Regions from separate parts of the Homo sapiens genome. Here region 1 is linked to region 2. Evidence: read pairs that join two places in POLR2A ChIA-PET (ENCODE). Cell type or tissue: IMR-90. All regions are shown on one strand. Each heading gives the region's core, and the rest is flanking DNA. Links, peaks and the distances in the headings are about the cores only.

Region 1 (10,070 bases), core at 693-8,692, 210 kb before region 2:
CATCTCAACAGCTCTAGGATACAAAGGAAGCACATACATTTATACTTTATAAGGTGGCCAAGGAATCCTACTGTGAACAAAGAATGTCTAAGATAATAAAATTCCACTTTTTTTTTCTATAAAAAGCAAATCTTGTCCCAGATGCAAGCACTTGCAACAGAAGCTCTGTGGGGGAAGCCTACCTCTCAAGGCCCTAGTTCTTGGCTCATCCCCACCCCATGACCTGGACAAGACCTGTGAGGGTGCCATTTTTAGTATCACCGTGCCTCAGTTTCTCCACCTGTGCATGTGGAATGATACTGGCAGCCCCCGTAGACTTATGGGGATGACTGCTGAGCTGATGTCTATAAAATGTTCTTAATGGCAAGGGCGAAAGAGCTATAAATACAAGGTCAAAGCAGCATTTAAAACCTTTTTAAAGCTGCAGCCACTTCTTTCTTTTGAAACAGAGAACCACAGGGAGGATCAAAGGCGTGCTGCTGTTAACTGCGGCTCTCAAGGCCTTGCCCTCCACCTGGCAGAAACCCTAGAGAGGTCTACCATGATTTTTACCTTGACTAACAAAATCTCAAGACAAGTTGTACAATGGTTTCCTGGAACATTCTGAGTAAAGAAATGGGAAACCAATACAGCTTACCTAGCTTGTTACCTTCTATGAACGCTGGCATTAAAAGTAAAAGGCAGCCTTGGGAGGAAGAAATGCAAACACAGAGGGAGAACATAGCTTCCCCTTGTCTCTCTCTGCCACAAAAGCCTGGCCAAAGTGACTCTACTAGGTTGAAGCAGCCTGCATAATAAAACGCTTAACCTTGGCTAAGTTAACCTCCTCAGCCATTAAAAAAAGGGAGGGTGGGGGAAGGGCTAGCAAAATCAAGCTTACGGGAAATAAACCTAATCAAAGCCGAGTAGTAACAAAGGGCACCAGAAACATTTCTACTGTATCACATCCCACAGGCTGGCCAAGAGCCCGGAATTTTCATTACAACTTTCAAAGAGAGCAAGAGGAGGAGGGAAAAAGATTTCACAAAAGCATTATCAAGGCCCCAACCCAGGATGCCCTGCTGTACAACCAAAATTTGTAAGAGGTCAGCCTTTCAGGGAGTCAAAAACCCAGCATGTGGAAACTGGCAGGCCTTTTATATAGTGGGAGGGGTTCTTAAAACGACTACTGTTTCGCACTGAAGTCTCTGAGCTTCACAGATCATTAAAGGTTTCTGAACCACAGAGAAAGGAGGGCAGAGTTAAGGAAATAAATCAAAAGTTCCTCTGGGACGCACAAATGCCTACTTGGAACAGGCTTTCAGCATGAATATCCTCCACATTAAACAACAGGGAGGACTTTTCAAAATAAAAGCAGAAAAGAGATTCATTTTGTTACAAGCAATGCACTTTTTCCTTTTGGTGTAAAGGTTATGTGTGCTATAAAAAATGACTCCTGCCGTGAGTGCTGCGGGGAGGTGGAGGCTGGGCTTGGGGCAGGAGGTGGTGGTGGTCAAAGAAAACAAGTAGAAGTGAATACAACGCCTGAGAATGCTGTGTTTGGGGGTCCCCCAAACAAGTCTAAATGTCCCGCAATGATTTGGGGGTAGGATGTGAGGTAGGAGAATGGTATCAGAAAGGAATTTCTTCTACATTTATTCCTTGCCATCCTTGCCCAAGAACTGAAATCATTTCCCCACAGCCAGAAAGAACTGTCTTCTTTGTGGGTGTGCAACACACACAGTTGCAGATCTGGGGAAAAGAGACTGTGCCGTTTTGAAGGCAGAGCCTCACACTTCTTAAGGAAATATCAGTTGTCTCAAAACCAGCAGAGGGAGTACAACGTTTGAGAAGAGGAATGGCCAACCCGATTGCTGAGGATTCATGTTTAGCCCCGACAATGGTTGTAAAGCTGAGCTATCTACCATAACTTCTGCCCTTGCTCTCCTGTCACCCAGCAATAGTAAACAGAAAGAAAAGCTATACTACCTACTCAGATGGAATTAGCTTGTTCTAACAACCGCATGAGGCAGCAGAGAGAAAAGGAGAACTGTCCACACTTCTGTCGGGACACAGTTCCTGTGAGCAGCACTGTTTTGGGGAGAGGAATAGAAGCAGGGGGAAGGCTCAATGAAAAGCAGAAAGTCCAATTTGGACTGACAGCAAATCCCAAAGCAATGATTTTACCTTAAAATCCAGGGCTCCTAGGCCAGTCTGTGAACAGCTCATTTCCAGAATTTTTGTTTATGAGAGGGCAAAATGGAGAACTCTGTCTTTCAAGCTTTTCTTTCAACAGATGATTTGAAACAAAAGCAGCACACTCATGAAGGCGTATGTCTGCTAAATGGTTGCTATCTTAATCTTTAGCCACAGTTTATCAAAACATGTAGGAATGGGTTGAGAAATTAACTGGTGCTAAGATTATCAGCATGGACAAGTTCCTGGGGAGGGCCTGGCGACATGATCAAAGCTAATGGTCCCTCTCCCAGGAGCAAAGAGCCTACTATTTCATGCATGATGATGTTGGGCTCTGGCACTGGAAATCTTTGCTCAGGTCCATTCTAAGTGTCGAAATGGTGTAATTAATGGTTAGCCTGGGTATGCACTATTCAATCAGGCAATTTTTTTTTTTTTTTTTTTTTTTTTTTTACTAAATCCGAACATTAATGCTTTCTCATTGTGGGAAATGAGAGCTGGGATAAAGACATGCTCAACTCAACAGAACAAACACAACCTATATGTGACTTTATGTTAGTCTAGGAACTGTGCACTGATGCACACCCAGGAGGCACTAAGTTAACACACATGCATGCATACCTGCCTGCCTGCTGGGTAAGGAGGGCTGGGCAGGGGAGGGGGGCCGCCCTGGCTGGGGGACACGGCTGGGGCCATTGTTGCCACTTTCTCCTCTTTGTAGACATCAATTTTTACAAAGGGCCGAATGATAAAGGTCCACAAGACCTCACCCAGAACGGCTGTTGCAGGAAGCAGAGGCCTGAGCAGCCTATAGCCAGAAGCCCAGGCAGGGGGTGTGCCAACTACACAGGCCCACATGAAGAGCCTCCATGAGGAAGACGTTATGGCAAGAATCCTCTAAGTCTCCAAGGGACGAGATCAGAACAATGTATGGAAGGTGAAGTGATACAGATTTCAGCTTAATAAAAGGAAGGCGGCCCGAAAAATGGAACTGTTCAAAACCACAATGGCTTCATTTAATGGGTTCGATGTCCCCAGTCTGCAGGAATGCTGTAGAAGATTCAGGTAGTGAGAAATACCTCAACAGACAAGAAAGCTACTTCAAGGACTTCCTTCGGCAAGGCCTTTCAAACAAGTTTTAACATTGAAAACACCCATCCTTCAAAGAGCTTGAAGCCCCAAGTGTCCATCTTCCAGGATGCACAAGACTCCCCAAGCCTTCATCCTCCCATTACTATTTAATATCCACACTACATTGTTCGGCACTTGGTTTCCCTCCAGTATGCACCGTGGCAGCCAGTAAGACACCCCCAGGGAGCACAACCGCAGCTCACTATTTTTCTCCCCATGCTCAATAAGTTCAGTAAGTGCTTGATGATTGACTAGCATCAGGAATAAACTAGGAGCATTTTACATTCACACTATCTAGTTAAACATTCCAAATGACAGATTTCCAGAAAAATGTTGCAACAAATGTAAGTATTTATAGACATGCCTGGTAAGGTATGTAGCATTTGGAGAAATAATAACTAGAACAGAGTACTGTACAAAAGAAAATGGTACACTTTTGTATGAGTCTAAGATATATTGGACAAATGGGTATTCCTATTGGTAAACATGGACATCTTAATAAAAATACAAAATTACTACATAAAGAAGCATTACATCCTTCAACTCATCTGGTGGCCATAAAATGGAGAGAGGCACATGGACTTTTCTCCTGAGTCACCTGATAGATTTACAAGATCAAAAGAAATAAGGGCTTCAAGTCTTTTTTTTTTTTTTTTTAAAGAGATGGGGTCTTGCTAGCTTGCTCGGGCTGAACTAAAGATATCCTCCTGCCTCAGCCTCCCAGGTAGTTGGAACTATAGTAGGAGTATCTACCCTGCCCTGCTAGAACTTCAAGTTTTGATGGGCAAATCCACCCCAGAGGACAGGACAAATGCCAGTATTCTGGTTAATAGCCCCAGATGAGCCAGCTTCCCACCCATCTCCCGTAAGGTGGCAGACACATAAGGGAAGCCACCTTGGACCTTTCAGGTCAACCCATCTACCAGGTGATACTACAGAGTGAGCTTTGGATACATGACATGGAAACAAATGGCCAGCTGAGTCCCACCTAAATTCCTGATCTACAAAATTATTAAAACTATAATATTTATAGTTTTAAGCCAGTAAATTACATATACTAAAAGGTTTTGGTTTTTAGAAATTTATTTAAAAGTTTTAGGGTTTTTCTTTTTAGGCTCACATTATCCAAAACGTGTAGTTTGCCCCCAGTTCACTGGCTCTGTGCTTTACTTTGCGAAACTAGCCATCTATACAGATTCATCGGGCCTATTTCCTTTAGAACTTAATCCTATTGTTCCACAAATTACAGATTCTCGCCAAATGAAAACACCTCCCTCGACAACTTAAGGCCACAAACCTCTGACATAATTCAATGTGTGTCATTAGCACATTTCCAAAACAGAGCACTTGTGGGAAGAAGAACCAAGTTCTGATCTTAGAAGCCCTGTGCCTAAGTCAATAACCACCAAATCCCAAAGGTGCTGGACAGATGCTGCTCCGGCCCCGAAAATAATCAAACACACAAAAGTTACTATTAATATTTCTTGCCAAACAACAATCAAAAAAATCCAACTCCTGCACATGGGAACAAAGCGACAATGGCAGCAGCTGCAAATACATAAGCGAAGCATCACTGAAGAAAGTCTCCAGCTTAATATTGCTCCCGACACCCTCTGTGGTGGTTCACTCATACAGCAAAGACACGGGATAAAAAATTCCACAGACTGTTTTCAAGATAATAAAATGGCATATGATGATGACTCACTAACAGACTAAAAGGAAAAAATATCCGTCAACAGTCATAGGAAGCTTACAAAGCTGCAGAGATCTGGCACCACTAAAGCTCCTCCACCTCCCCTGGCTCTCACCTCCAGTACACACATGTATGTGGGACATACAAAGTGTGTGTGTTCATGTGCACACCCTTTAGGGATTAATTTGAAGCCAAGTTGCAATTGGCTAATGGCTTACTCTACTGCTTAAGACAGTATTTTATTCTTGACTGGCTCAATAAACCTGCTGAGAAAAATAAACAATGGATTTCAATCTTATAAATAATCTAGAACACAGAACCGCTGCGCAAACAGGAGAGTTGATTTACTGCGCACAATAAACAGAACAGGAAGGACCAGTGTGGCAGAGTGAACCCCAAGTCCTAGTCCCATTGTCCTGGGACAGTAGAGTTCACAGGGGTTTTCTGTCTATTACACAAAGTCTAAGGCCTGGGATATCCAGGTTTCAAACTGGTCTTAAAAAGAGCATTTCAAAGCAGATCAGGTGGAGAAGCTTTGGTGGTGCCAGATCTCCGAAGCTTTGTAAGCTTCCTATGACTGTTGATGGATTTTTTTTTCCTTTGGTCTGTTAGATTTTGCTCACACTGAAGAGCAAAAGATGAGGAAAATGTTCGTTTAAAAACAATGAAGAGTTTTCACGTCTTAGGACCATTAATTATCTACCCATGATTACAATGTATTTCGAACCTATTATTTATACATGCGTGAACACACACACACATACTTCATTTTAAGCAAATAAAAAGTAAGGGCTGTTACAGGACTCTAAGGGTGCCATAAAGAGGTATTAAAATGAGGTCCCTGCCCAGAAGGCTTTATATTCTATATAAATACATATATGCATTCATGCACACATGTGTGCAGAGTAAAAATGCATGGAAAAGAGGAATCAGAGTCAAGTCCAAGAATAAAATAAAATAAATTTTAATTTTGTTTTTTGTTGTTGTTGTTGTTTTTGAGACTACTCTGTTGCCCAGGCTGGAGCATAGCAGCGTGATCTTGGCTCACTGCAGCCTCGACCTCCTGGGCTCAAGTGATCCTCCCACCTCAGCCTCCCGAGTAGCTGTAACTACAGGTGCGTGTCACCATACCCAGCTAATTTTTTGTATTTTTTGTAGAGATGGGGTTTCACCATGTTGCCTAGGCTAGACTTGAACTCCTGGGCTCAAGTGATCCTCCCACCTCAACCTCCCAAAGTGCTGGGATTACAGACATGAGCCACTGTACCTGCCCAATCTTAATTTGAAGAGGGTGGAACAAAACCCAACTCTGCTGAGATGAAATGGGCCCTTTGTGTAACAGCAACCAGCCTGGGGAGGAGCAGAGGCAGCCCCAGCAAGACCGTTAGAAATGAGGGAACTTTAGCAGGGCACCATGGCTCATGCCTGTGATCCCAGCACTTTGGGAGGCCAAGGTGGGTGTATCATCTGAGGTCGGGAGTTCAAGACCAGCCTGGCCAACACAGTGAAACCTCATCTCTACTAAAAATACAAAATTAGCCAGGCATGGTGGCGCATGCCTATAATCCCAGCCATTCGGGAGGAAGAGGGAGGAGAATTGCTTGAACCCGGGAGACGGAGGCTGTGGTGAGCTGAGATTGTGCCATTGCACTCCAGCCTGGGCAACAAGAGTGAAACTCCATCTCAAAAAAAAAAAAAAAAAAGAAATGAGGGGACTCAGATACCTTTCAGAGAAGACCCCTGGCCCACCTGGCCCCTTCACTAGGGGCCATGAAGGTAAGCACCCTTATTCACCTCAGACATCCCATCCTAGACAGCACAGGCCTGGGGTTACCAAAAGCTCCCCCAAAATCCCAACTTTGTCAACTGGGATAGTTTAGATATTTCAATAGTCGGCCGGGCGTGGTGGCTCACACCTGTAATCCCAGCACTTTGGGAGGCAGAGGCGGGCGAATCATGAGGTCAAGAGATCAAGAGCATGCTGGCCAACATGGTGAAACCCCATCTCTACTAAAACTCTACTAAAAATACAAAACTCAGCTGGGCATGGTGGCGCATGCCTGTAGTCCTAGCTACTTGGGAGGCTGAGGCAGGAGAATCACTTGAACCCGGGAGGTGGAGGTTGCGGTGAGCTGAGATCGCGCCACTGCACTCCAGCCTGGGCAACAGAGGGAGATTCCGTCTCTAAATAAATAAATAACATTTCAATAGTCAAATCCTGGGGATTATGATACCACAATTGAGAGGATTCAGAAGAAGGATTTAAGACACTTGAGCAGAACAAAGAATTATATTTCCAAAGTGGGGGGGTCGGTGGGGGGAAGAAACATGGGCCATTAATACTGAAACTTAATTAAAAAATTCAACATCTCGGAAAACTTAGCTTAATGGAATTCTGGTATCCCAAAGGAAGGTTGCTCCTGTTTGCTTTTCCTATTTACCTAACACAATTAATGGTTTTCAAATTATACATGACAGGAAAAAAAAAATCTTACTGGGAGTAGGGGGATGCCTTTCCCATGCTGAGCAGCTGGGACTGAGACTGAGGTTAATGCTTTGCTTTACTTTTCAAAACAATACTATTAATTTTTACTCTATTTTCCTAAGTATTACTCAAGGGTATAGTTTCAAATAAGATTAAAAATGAACTAGTTATTCAAGGATTATAATTTCAGATACATTTTGAAACTTAGTTTTAATGTCGGTTTCCTAACAGACTAGATAGATATATTTTTAAAATATCAGCAAACTAGTTTTCAAAGTCAGAATAGATCTTACAAGGCTAAAAAAGAATCTATGATATAAAATATAAGCTCCAAGTGGATAAATCCATTGACTGTTAACCACAGCAACCACAACTTGTAAGTCTTTCTAAAGACCAATTCAAACCTTCCATTTGTTTTACTAGCTAATAAAATGGTGCAGACTATTTAGGCTTCAAAGTCATAAATGTCTCCATCTAAAAGTCATCCAGGTAACCAAGACACAGCCAAATCATAAGAAATATAGGTTAGCAAATACCAACAGCAAATAAATCCCTGCAAGCAACATTTTGTTCAATAACACTTTAAAAGCCCCAAGCATACTTCATTTGAGTGCAGTTTCTATAAGTAATACATTTCAAATAATTAAAGCATTCTCATGCCATCCCCACTAGTTTTCATATGTAGGATAACGCCAAGGTCAGGCTGTTTACACTGAGAACGGCAACTGTCCAAGGCCCTTGGTTTAAAAAGTCACCCAATTTTTTAATACCTCCTTTTCTTTCCAACACCAGCACCAAAAGTCTCTTACGTACTTCACTTACACAAGGGAATATCAGCCAGTCTCTCATAGATTACCCTCACGAAAACTGGACCACTGCCCAGGCAAATATCCCTATAGTTCAGACTATCACAATTAATAGATTCGAGCCTCGGCTCCATTTTAATGGGAACAAACTCTCAGCACAGGAATAGCTATAGGATCACAGTACTTACTGCCAAAATGCAGTGCCTGTTTCTACTGGCAATCACTTTGGCCTCAAATGGAAAATTCCAACTGTTTATATCTATGTGAGCACAAATTATTAAGAAAAACAGTATGGCACATAAATGTCTTTCCTCTTACCCATCTTGCCAGCCCCTCAAATAACTTATATTTCTTTTTCATACATAAGGAATGCCAATAAAAGAAAGCAATGCCCGAAAACACTGTGGTATTAAACCTTTATGACTATGTAAACTTCAGTTAACAAGAGAAGGCCATCCTTCCACATAAAAAGGCTTATTAAAAACTGAAATAGAATCTGGCAAGGTCTAACTAGACTGCATGCCACAAGGTAAAGAGAACAAGAGCTTTTGTATCAAGTAAGACAGGAGTTACAATCATGTTTCTAGAAAAACATGGGAGTGGGAATTGAGAAGAAAACTATATTGAGAAGTCCTGGCTCACGGTCAGGCGCGGTGGCTCACACCTGTAATCCCAGCACTTTGGGAGGCCAAGGCGGGCGGATCACAAGGTCAGGAGATCGAGACCATCCTGGTTAACATGGTGAAAACCCCGTCTCTACTAAAAACACAAAAAATTAGCCAGGCGTGGTGGCGGGCGCCTGTAGTCCCAGCTACTCGGGAGGCTGAGGCAGGAGAATGGCGTGAACCTGGGAGGCGGAGCTTGCAGTGAGCCGAGACTGCATAACTGCACTCCAGCCTGGGCGACAGAGCGAGACTCCATCTCCAAAAAAAAAAAAAAAAGAAAAGAAAAGAAAAGAAAAGAAATCCTATTATTGACAATGGAAATAAGCCCTGATACTTTTCTGTTTGAAATATTTTGCAATAATTAGAAAAACAAAATCAAGCCCTAATAGTGAAACTTTACAATTTTAACAGAATAAAGACAGTATCATTTTAAGAATGATATACTATGCAGGCTCAGAATTCTGCAAGTCTGCATTACTGTAAATAGCGGTGCTTCCTAAACTTTACAGTACTTTGGAATCCTCTGGGGGGTCCGTTAAAATGCAGATTCTGGCTCAAGAGACAAGGACAGGGCCTGAGAATCTTCCATTTTAACCAGTGATGAGAGTGCTGGCCTGAGGAGCACACTGTGAGCAGTGAGGATAGACAACGTTTGTAGAAGAGGGACAAGGTTTAAAAACAGAGATCTTCTAATGTACTGGTATGTGGCCGTGACACATTTGCACATTCTCAGTAGCATCAACCGACTAAGGAAGTCCATACTTTGTTATGCAACATTAGATTAAGCATTAATGAGGCTAGGAAAATTGTTTATTTAAGGTTATAACCTGAAATTAAATAAAACTTCAGGCTGGAAGCTCATATTGAATACTAGAATCATTTTTAACCTCTTAATATTAACAGAAACCTGATTACTCAGTCTTAAAGCCCTTTCTCAATAGCATTTATTCTCTGCTGCAGGAATATGGTCTATGCAAATGACATTTTGCCTGAAGAAAAAAGTACAGTTAATGGCCAGTAGTTACGTACGTATTTAATAGAATTCATTCCCAGAAATGTGGCTAAGAAAGGTGGTTGATTTTCATGTTATTTATTAAATTAAAAATTTAAATCTC
Region 2 (10,070 bases), core at 1,150-9,149:
AAATCAGACCTCTCCATTTGTAAATAAGCCCAATCAAATGAATACTTCCTAAGAGAATGAAAGCTTCCTAATAGAATACATAATTCCTACCTTTAAAACCTCAGCTCAGTTAGGAACTTAATTGCTTGATACTATCATAGCCTCCACCTACCCTGTGGAAGTGTGGGCTCGAAATACACCTACCAGTGTAGGACGGTGGTGTCCCTATGTGTTTTGATGGTTGAATATTAATAAAGCAGAAGCCATGGATCTTATCCCCATAGGCAAGATAACCACACAACCTATCATCCACACTCAAGACATTTTTGAGAGTGAAAGGGGAGGCTGTTTAATAGTCTGGCAGGACAACAGACAGGGATCAGGACATAGAGGCAGCTGTGTTCTATACCACAGACTCGATTCTAAGGGAATGCAGCAGCAGAGTAGAGAAGACAACCCAGGTCCCCACATAAAATACAAAGACCCTTCTCCTTATCTCATAAAGAGCTATTTCATGAAATGTGACCCAAGGCCCTTGGTTCAATAAACTGCCATTATTCTAGCCTCGGTGACTGGCGGTAGATGTCTCCTCCTCCCCACGCCTCACCTCATTAGCTTTTGTTATCTTTAACATCGTAATCGTACCTACTAATGTGTATCATAACGGGCATTCACCCAGTTACTTTTACAGTGCCCAAACATCCTTTATACACAAAATTTCACCACGGCAAAGGGATTCTCATTTATAGTATAAACAATGAAACACATCTCTCAGTTATAACCCCAAACCAACTTTTTATTTTATGATTATTAAAAAGATAAAATACCTAATTACTCAACATTTCAAAGCCATCGGGTTTTTGTTTCTTTCATTGCTCCACTAGTCATGTTATTTGCTGGGAGCAAAATCAAATTCAATTTCTTCTTCTTCTTAAAATCTTGCAGAGAAACAAAGCTTATTTCCTTCTGCTCATCTTTTACCCTTATAGCTTCAGTAAACTGAAGGAGAAAAAAATCTTGATCATTCTCATCTGATTATCTTTTAATAAGTACAGAGAAGTAAGAAAATAAGAAAGTGGAAATAACTATATTTATTCCCAGAGCAAATATTTCATCATCTGTTGTTCTTACACAACAACTATGAGGATGTGCTGAATACAGAACCTCAAACAAAAACATGAGAAACAGCAGTGTGTGATTTAGAAAAAGGTATCTAAACATACTGCACCCTACTTCCCACACTGTTTTTGTAGACAGCTTTAATGTGTTGTATTAGACCAATACTGACAACAGAAGCTTTAGCTTTTATTGCTGTTAATACCCTGAGCAATTACCGTAACTCAGCAGGAACCTCTGCCCAGAACAGCAACTATCACATTGTAATCAGCATTTCATAAGAGATGCTGTTCAAACAGGAAGGCACCTGCTAATGTGCAAAAACTGTACAAAGGGGGCTCAAGATCTAATAGGTAAAATAAAAATATTTACAATTTTATTTCACAGCTATATATTTTTCACGGTGCACTGATGTTTGGTTTAGTAAAAATCACACAAAAAGACAATGGGCAGGAAAAGGGCAGTAGCAGCAGCCACTACCAAAACAAAACTCTTCAGGAATAAGGCTACACCCGTATTTCAGGTGTCAGTGCTGTATCTGTTTAAAAAAAAAAAAAAAAAAAAAAAAACACACTTTGGAAGGAAAGATATAATAAGTAGCAAAGACCTCTAAAAATGGTTTTTAAAAATTCATATAGACATAAAAACTGGATAGAAAGCATTTGATTTACAAGATTAAACTGCAAGGCCACCTTGCAATGCAACCAGGAAAGTTAAAAGCCGCTTATCAAGAATAGATCCATCTTAGAAGTAAATAGCACATTTGACTTCATCTTAAAACAGTAAGCATGCAATAACTTAAGCAATAACTTTTTAACAAAGAAAAATAAAATGTGATTTTTTTTTTTTCTTACTGAATATACTACTTTGGTACTTGGGCCATTAAAAATGATAAAAAACAAAGGAGATGCAGAGAAAGATCTTTTCAAACTACATTTCTTTAGACTGAAATATCACATACAACATATGTCAGAACACAAATATTGTCAAATTACAAAGGGTGTTGGAAATAAGAGCATTCACAGATAGTGATACACATCTCTACAAAGCTAAGGAATTACGAATTCTCTAGGCCTAAGAGCACAGACAGTGGTTCACAATCTTCAAAGTACTAGGATCCCTTGTAAGATCAAAATGTTTCAAAAGATTCCCAAATGATACTACTTCAGTAGTATTTCAAATACCAATTGTTTGAGGAAAATAACAAACAAACAGTGGTTCCCGGCTGGCATGGTAGCTCACGTTTGTAATCCCAGCACTTTGGGAGGCCAAAGCAGGCAAATCACTTGAGGTCAGAAGTTGGAGACCAGCCTGGCCAACATGGTGAAACCCTGTTCTCTGCTAAAAATACAAAAAAAATCAGCCGGTTGTACTGGCACGCACCTGTAATCCCAGCTACTCGGGAGGCTGAGGCAGGAGAATCACTTGTTTCCGGGAGGCAGAGGCTGCGGTGAGCCAAGACTGCACCACTGCACTCCAGCCTGGGTGACAGAGCAAGACTCTGTTTCAAACAACAACAATGACAAATAGTGGTTCTTAACTGTGTATTGCTTTTAAATAAGTGAAATTTTTAAAAATCATAAAAGCATACTGAAAACAGGCTGAAAAATCGTTGTCCAGACGTGTGAGATCAATTTATTTACATCAAGCTTAGCATGTTTATTTGCAGACCTCTGCCAAATCTCTGCAGACATCCAGGGATCCAAAGCCTAAAGTGTGAGAACCACTGGCCCTAAAAAAGCGATTTCATAATGAGGAACATCAACACTTATATATTCAGGAAGAATTTTTAATGAGAAAGTACAGTAGCTATGTCCTTACTTCTGCAACACATGCACTAAAACTGGAAAGAAAGTATAACAACTTTACCACGCCCAAGCCAGACTTCTTTCAACCGCTACCCCGGGAAACCCCCACAACAATTTCAACATCATATACTCCACACCTGCCGAAATATTGAAGGAAGTGACAGGTTTCCACTGGAAACTATTCTCTGACCCGTTTATATTATTTCCCCTACTCATCAATTTACTGAATTTACTTTACTTCAGGCTCTTAACAATGGCTGAGAAGAAACAAGCTACTTCAGAAATTCAAGGGACTATCTGAAATTGTCAAAAGTTACTAAAGGGATAAAAACTTCAGAAATATTGTTTACAATATAAGCATTATGAGAGTAAGTGTTACAAAGCTGAAAAGATGGAACTAGTAACCCTCATTTCAGTGCTACTGCCACGAGGCAGTTAGCACTCAAAAGGTGAACTGGTAACCACGTCAACAGCGATGGAGGAACAATAAGAGATAGCCAATGGAACTGGAAAAAGAGAGAATACAGAGCAGAGTGAACAGCACATTAAAAACGCTTACCAGTTTGAAGTCTTGAATGCTACAGATGAAATACGGTGTGTTTGGCCTCCGACTCTCGATATACACACAGTCTTTAAAAGAAAAAGAAATTTTAAAACAATGGCATTTACCTTTAAGGAACAAAGACAGGGCCCATAAAGCCACTGCATAAATAAATAAATGACAAAGCACATATCTTTTATTGTAAATTTTTTCCAAAAGATGATATTAAATTGCAAATATCTTTAGGCTAAAGGAAAACTGCCCTTTGGTTCTTTCTGATTATTTTTCTAATAATTTAAAGAATCTGATGAAGCCTAAATTATTTTCTTCAGAGTCCCTGAAGAAGAAGGGGAGGAGTCCAAGGGATTATCCATATTCAGATGAAGACATTTAGATAAAAGAAACCGCTTGCTCAAGATCACACATCAAGATGAAATCTTGAGTATCTTATTCAGATACATGTTCACATGTCTTCGAAAAAGAGAAACGGCTTTGCCACGTGCTACTATATTTGTAATAAATATTTTGTGAGGAAATAAATGAAATACGCAAAGATGACTAGCTTGAACATGCTATTACAATGACCTTTTCAACTAATCAAAAAGAGAAAGAAAACTAATCTCTTACAGACAATTTGCCATTACATTGTACCCTAAACACATTTTATTTTCTAACTGTAAACAAAAACAATGCCACTAATCAGAGATGGAATAAAGTAAACCAAATTGCATTTTCTTCAGGGAAGAAGGGTGCTTTCTTAAATTACATTTGACATGGCAGTGGTTGGAAAATAATTTTTGATGCTCTCAATGACTGGAGTGTAAAGCGTTGCTTTTGTTTGTTTGTTTGTTTGTTTTGTTTTGTTTTGTTTTGGCTGGTCTCCTCTCCAACTCCTGGGCTCAAGCAATCCTCCCACCTCAGCCACCCGAAGTGTCAGGATTACAGGCATGAGCCACCACGCTTGGCCAAGGTTGCTTTTTAAAATGCCATGTTAAGACACTTAAATAAAAAGCAATGATTTTAAGGAAAGCAGTGGCTATAGAGAGAGTTAACCTCCTCCTACCCCCATATCACAACCTAAGATCATCATAAAGCTTAGGTCAGGAAAGTCTACGTATTATTTACTGAAAAGTAAAGGCACAGTCAATGAAATCTAGGAATAGTGACCACAATGCCTCATTCATTCATTCATTTTGCATAGACAGGGCCTCACTATGTTGCCCAGGCTAGTCTCAAACTCTTGGGCTGAAGCTATCCCCCTGCCTCGGCCTCCCAAAGTGCTGTGATTACATGCATAAACCACCATGGCCAGCCCATAATGCCATTCATTTTATACTTCCTCTGGACCCTTCAGAATGAGTGTATCTTACAATAATTCAGATGCTTGACAACACTGGCAACTTCCTCTATTGTCTCATTTGTCTTATGTGTTGAGAGCGAAGAAAAAGCACAGAAGTAGCAATTGGGAGTCATCACAAACCCCAACAGACCAACTAAGATGATCAGGAAGAAAGTCCTCACAAATGAGTACATTCCAAGAAACTTTCTGCAGAACATCAGGATCTTTGTACCTACCCAAAAGGCACTCTAGAAAAAGAAGAAATCTCAATGCCAACTATTTAGGCATTCAGAATTCCCCAACTGATTTCTCTACTCAAAGATGGACTCAACAGAGATTTAATCCCTGAATCCACGTAAAACAGTAGCTCAGGAATGAACTGTTGACTAAGCTTTCCCTATCTTGTTCCAAGGTCCCAGATGCTAAATAACTGTGCTTCAGCATTCAGGCAACATCAACTTAACATGCTAATCATCTTAAGGGACAAGCAAGAGAATTCTTCCCACCACAGTAGATCATTCTTTCATACTCCTACCTTGGTATTCAAGTAAAAACAGAAGAAACTCAATTCCCTAGATAAAAACTGTAGCTCCAAATTACACAATTTTGGAACAACCCAAAGTTCTTAGTTTCCTGTGTTTCAGTCCCTGTTATACCCACTGCCAGCATTTCAGATCTCTAGTTATCAATTATTTACTCACCTTACTCAACTCAACATGCCCTCTCCTTTCTGTTGCTTCCTACATACCACATTTCATGACATTAACACCATCATAGCCTAGCTACTGACAGAGCAGGAGCATCACCATCTTGGACAAGCACCACCATTTTCAAGTTCCCCTTGATCAAAAACTGCCTAAATCCAACCCAAAGGGCATCAGCCTAATGGCTAATGACATCATGACCATAAACCACAAATGACATCTCCAACCACAAACATTCCAATCCTAAGATAAACCCCTCTCTGACCACAGACATGCCAGCCCAGAGATAACGTCCCCTCTGGCTGGAGAGATGTCAGCCCCAAAACATTCCAACCCCACAATAAACTTCTCCTCCACACAGAAACATTCCAAGCCTGTGATAAGCTCTCCTGCCCTAAATCCTTAAGTAATACTCTTGGTCTGTAATAGACAGTGCTCCTGACCAAAATCAGCCAGAAGCCCCTCTCCGGTTTATTCTCCAAAATGAGCCTGTCTTTGACTGTTAAGCCACTTTTCGCATTTCTTTCCTCATTCTTTAACTCTTACAGCTACTACTCACTGGCTTCAGAACTAATAGGTCCCTTTCTAATTAATTGCTTCTACCTTCTTAAGGCTCAAGTGACAAACTTACTGCATTCAATGGTCTGGTCTCACTCCACACCCCATCTTCCCCTAGGCTGCATTCACTACAAGAAACCCCAACTCTGCTCCCAGTCTGCAAAACTCTTCTTCTCTCCTTCTACTAGCCCCTGATCACACCAACCTTAGAATTAGTTATCAGTTCCATATGGAGTAACTCCTCATGGCTCCTCTGTAACTAAATGGCAACACCTCCCTTCTTTTACATAACATTAACAATTTACATTCCTTGTCAAGTTATTTGGCAGTAAGGTGGTCTGCACTGTCCACTAACAATTACTATCAATCTTGTAGGCTCAGAGAAATGTACTCAATTCTACCTTCCCCGTACTCACCAAGGACTAATGTCTGCCATTAGTGTGGGGGTTAAAAAAAATAAAAAATAAAAAATAAGGCCAAGTCAGGTGGATCACCTGAGGTCAGTTCAAGACCAGCCTGACCAACATGGTGAAACCCCAACTACACTAAAAATACAAAAATTAGCTGGGTGTGGTGGCACACACCTGTAATCCCAGCTACTCAGGACTTAGAGGCAGGAGGATTGCTTGAACCCAGGAGGCGGAGATAGCAGTGAGCCGAGATCACGCCACTGCACTCCAGCCTGGGTGACAGTGAAACTGTCTCAAAAAAAAAAAAAAACCTGAAATAAATGGGAGACACTTGGAAAGCAAAGACTACGCATGTTTTTCTTTTTACACAAAGAAAAGCTTTATTTATATATACTTTAAATAATCCATAGGATCATTACTACACACCATCTTACTGTGAGATATAAAGCTAACTTACATACAAAAAAGCTTTCCAGAAAAAGGAAAAAGAACCTATGTTCTTTCATTTCCCGCTGCAAAGTTACATTCAAGAAAAGTGCCTGTAAATACACTAGGATATAGCTCTGTTAGAGAAGGAAGGAAAGGAACATGCCGGTATGTCAAGAGCAGCCAAGCACATCTGTTTGCCTAAACACTTCTCAGCAGTTGTACTGGAGCTGCCTCACACACCTGGCCTGAGAAATGCTGCCATGAGGGATAAGCATGAGAGAGATCCTCAACCGGACATACGGAATGACCACTGTTACTTTTCCTTAGATTAAAAGCCACCTCTTTTTGTTTAAAAAACGACCATGGCAACTCAAACTGATCCAAAGCTATGAATTCATATCAGACAGTCCAATACACAAGGTTAATAATCTGTAAAATGGGTGAGTGCATCAAGTGAGCTCTATCAGTACTTTGAAACACATATATGAAAAAGTTAGAGAAGCTCACTGCAAAATTAAGTGACAAAACTTACAGTTTTGTAAGCCACTGGAGGGTGGCTGTTAAAAAAAAAAACTTTACATACATAGTCATGAAACACAGAATGGCTAAGACTGGAGTAATAAGAACTAAAAATGTTTCACACTATGTAAAACTTGCCATAGGAATGGGGAAAAAAATACACTGCTTTGACCTGATTTGTCTAATTCATTTTTAAAATCAAAGCATGACGAACTATTGTACAGTCAAACTTTTCTTTATAACCCTCTGACAAATATTAGGATGACCCAACAAAAAATAAACACAATTTAGAATTCAAGTCTCACAGAAAAAAATTCTACTTTATATTACTCTTAAAAATATTCAAAACAAGGTTCAATTAAAGCCAAATTCTCATATAAAAAGCATTTCCCCTTGGCTCATTAATCAAGCAGCTATTTAAGAAAATAATTTATATAAATGTTTATAGCACAAAAATAAAGTGCTTTATTTGAAAAGGGAAAGATAAGAACGTAGTCAAGAGCAATGTTAAAATCTCAGTTGGAATATATGCCCAGTAATCTTTTAAAGCCAAAATGATTTGGCAAGATTTTCATGCAATTTATGAGTGCATGGGATGTCTGAAGCTGGTTATAAAATTGGTTTTAGTCAGTAGGATCAATGATTCTCAATCTGAAAATCTCCCACGGCCCCCAAGCACTGCATATACTTCTTTTTTTATTAGAAAGCTAGCAGTTCTGAAAGAACTGCACAAAGCTGATGTGATCCACCAAATGCATAATGCACATCTTCAGAATCACCCATGTAAAAACACGTATTTACCAGAATTGAGCAAACGGTTTTGGCAGGGCAAGTATATATATTTTTTAAATCTTCAAATCAGCATGCCTGTAATGGGCCAGAAAAATGAGTGAGGCTATTACCATCAATATCAATTAGTCCAAACAACACATGATAACTAATGTGTCTTTACTAGGGATGTCTAGAAATGAAACCATGGGTCTAGGTTGAGACCTACTCTCTTAACACCTAACCTCTGTCTGGGAATGGATCACAGGATTAAGTGACCTCAAATCCTTGTGAACAGGGAGCAACAAAATCCGTAATTTGGGCAATGATACTGAACAGAGGTATTTCTGGCTGTTTCTCACAACCTCAGCATAGCTTCATGTCCAAAGATCTATTGTGCCATCTGTAAACAACAGAGCATTTGCTAAGCTGGGGAAGGAAGTCAGCCAAAACGTGAAGGCAGATTCTCAAGGCAAAGAAGGCCCTCTCTGCTTTTTCAACCCTCAGCAAATCAGCAGGTTTATGTAAATATAGCAAAAGCACAGTCCCCTCAAGGGTAAAAATCTCAGTCTGAAGCATTAGGCAGTGTGTCATTATGAAACACAAAGAACCTGTCAGCATCTTTTCTGACAGCCTCCTACAGAGCAGAGTGGACACTTACCTCACCCACTAATTTAGCAAGCAGTGCCACACACGCCAGTACTAAAACTGTGGTCACAACATATATAGGCAATGCTCAGCCACTGCTCCACCTCATAAAGAATTTTCCTTTCCATCAATGTGTCTCCGCCTATTAATCTTTGAAATACCTTCTCATCCCTTTGCAAAGCATGGCAGTGCCACTCTGATATAATTTCCAATAGAAAACCCCATTGTAAAAAGCACGCATGAACAAAGACTTTCTCACAAAGAGATTTCTCAGAGACCAAGCTGGGTGGCACAGCGGTGAAATGGGAAGTTGACTCTCAGGACTGCACCGCTCTTCTGCTTTCTGTTTCTCCTCTACATGACTCCTCCACCCTCAATGCTTGGAGGTAACAGTCAATGAGGTACAGTATGTTGGTCTAATATTGCAGAATAAAAAATCCACAAGTATCTCTCTACAGTTAAAACAGATGTCCTCCATTTTCCAAGACACACAAAGAGTGTATATGTTATGTGTGTGTGCATGCTGGAAACAACGCTGAAATCCCGGTACCCAAATTCCAATCCAGAGTCTCTGGCATACTGCATGTCCTCCAACAAACCCTCCCAGTTCTAGTCTCCCAAACCATAAAACAGCCAAACCCATCACCATTCCTCAACTCTATAAACAATGCACTGTTCTTCATAGTAAACACTCAAAAATTATATGAGGAACAAACAAACTAAACAGAGACATGGTTTAAAAAAAAAAGAAGAGAGAGATCCTAGCAAGAAAGTTGCTACGCTCTATCAATATGAACAAAACAAATGCTGTATTCTAATACTTCTTTAGGAAATAACTCGATTGCCAGGTAACCTACTTTAGTTTCCTGCCAGAATCTTTTGCTGTGAGGGGTACTCATATTGACTGTAACACTGGAGAATTTAAAAGGGAAAAGGACTGCTGCTCAGGAAGCTCAGGTGACAGCATCACTGGAGCCCTGGAGTTCAAAGCTGCAGTGAGCTATGATCCAGCCACTGTACTCCAATCTAGGTGACAGAGTGAGACCCTGTCACTCAGTCATACATACATACGTACATATATACACACATACATACATGGAAAAGGAAACAAAAATTGGGAAAAGTGCACCTCCATAAATGAAGCCTTCCCAGTCCTTACCCTTACTCTGTTTATCAACTGTTATCAAAATCAGCTGCATCATCTTAAGGATTCTAAACTTGGTGGGAAAAGATCCCAGATAACATATATCT

Evidence for each region. ChIA-PET counts read pairs that join two places held together with the same protein. Peaks named below come from ENCODE experiments on the same cell type or tissue, not always from the same donor. Only the 100,000 strongest peaks of a DNase experiment are listed, where the experiment ranks them.
Region 1: POLR2A ChIA-PET joins it to region 2 with 10 read pairs; 4 of 35 experiments call an interaction of 5 or more read pairs at or near these places.

The regions. Positions count from the first base shown.
Region 1 is chr1:8,407,372-8,417,441 of GRCh38, forward strand. The region is part of intron 12 of RERE (arginine-glutamic acid dipeptide repeats); the gene reads right to left. Among named protein-coding and RNA genes, the nearest start is that of RERE-AS1, 12 kb to the right of the region's middle. In IMR-90, for the core only: CTCF peaks have their summits at 1,988 and 4,910; DNase peaks (open chromatin) are centred at 960, 1,960 and 4,980; H3K27ac peaks cover 3,822 bases.
Region 2 is chr1:8,620,848-8,630,917 of GRCh38, forward strand. RERE (arginine-glutamic acid dipeptide repeats) reads right to left here. Exons shown (of 23, transcript NM_001042681.2): 3 at 3,463-3,533. Among named protein-coding and RNA genes, the nearest start is that of SNORD128, 130 kb to the left of the region's middle. RefSeq lists an enhancer at 8,973-9,092. In IMR-90, for the core only: no CTCF peak of the experiment used is centred there; DNase peaks (open chromatin) are centred at 5,294, 5,744 and 8,584; H3K27ac peaks cover 1,725 bases.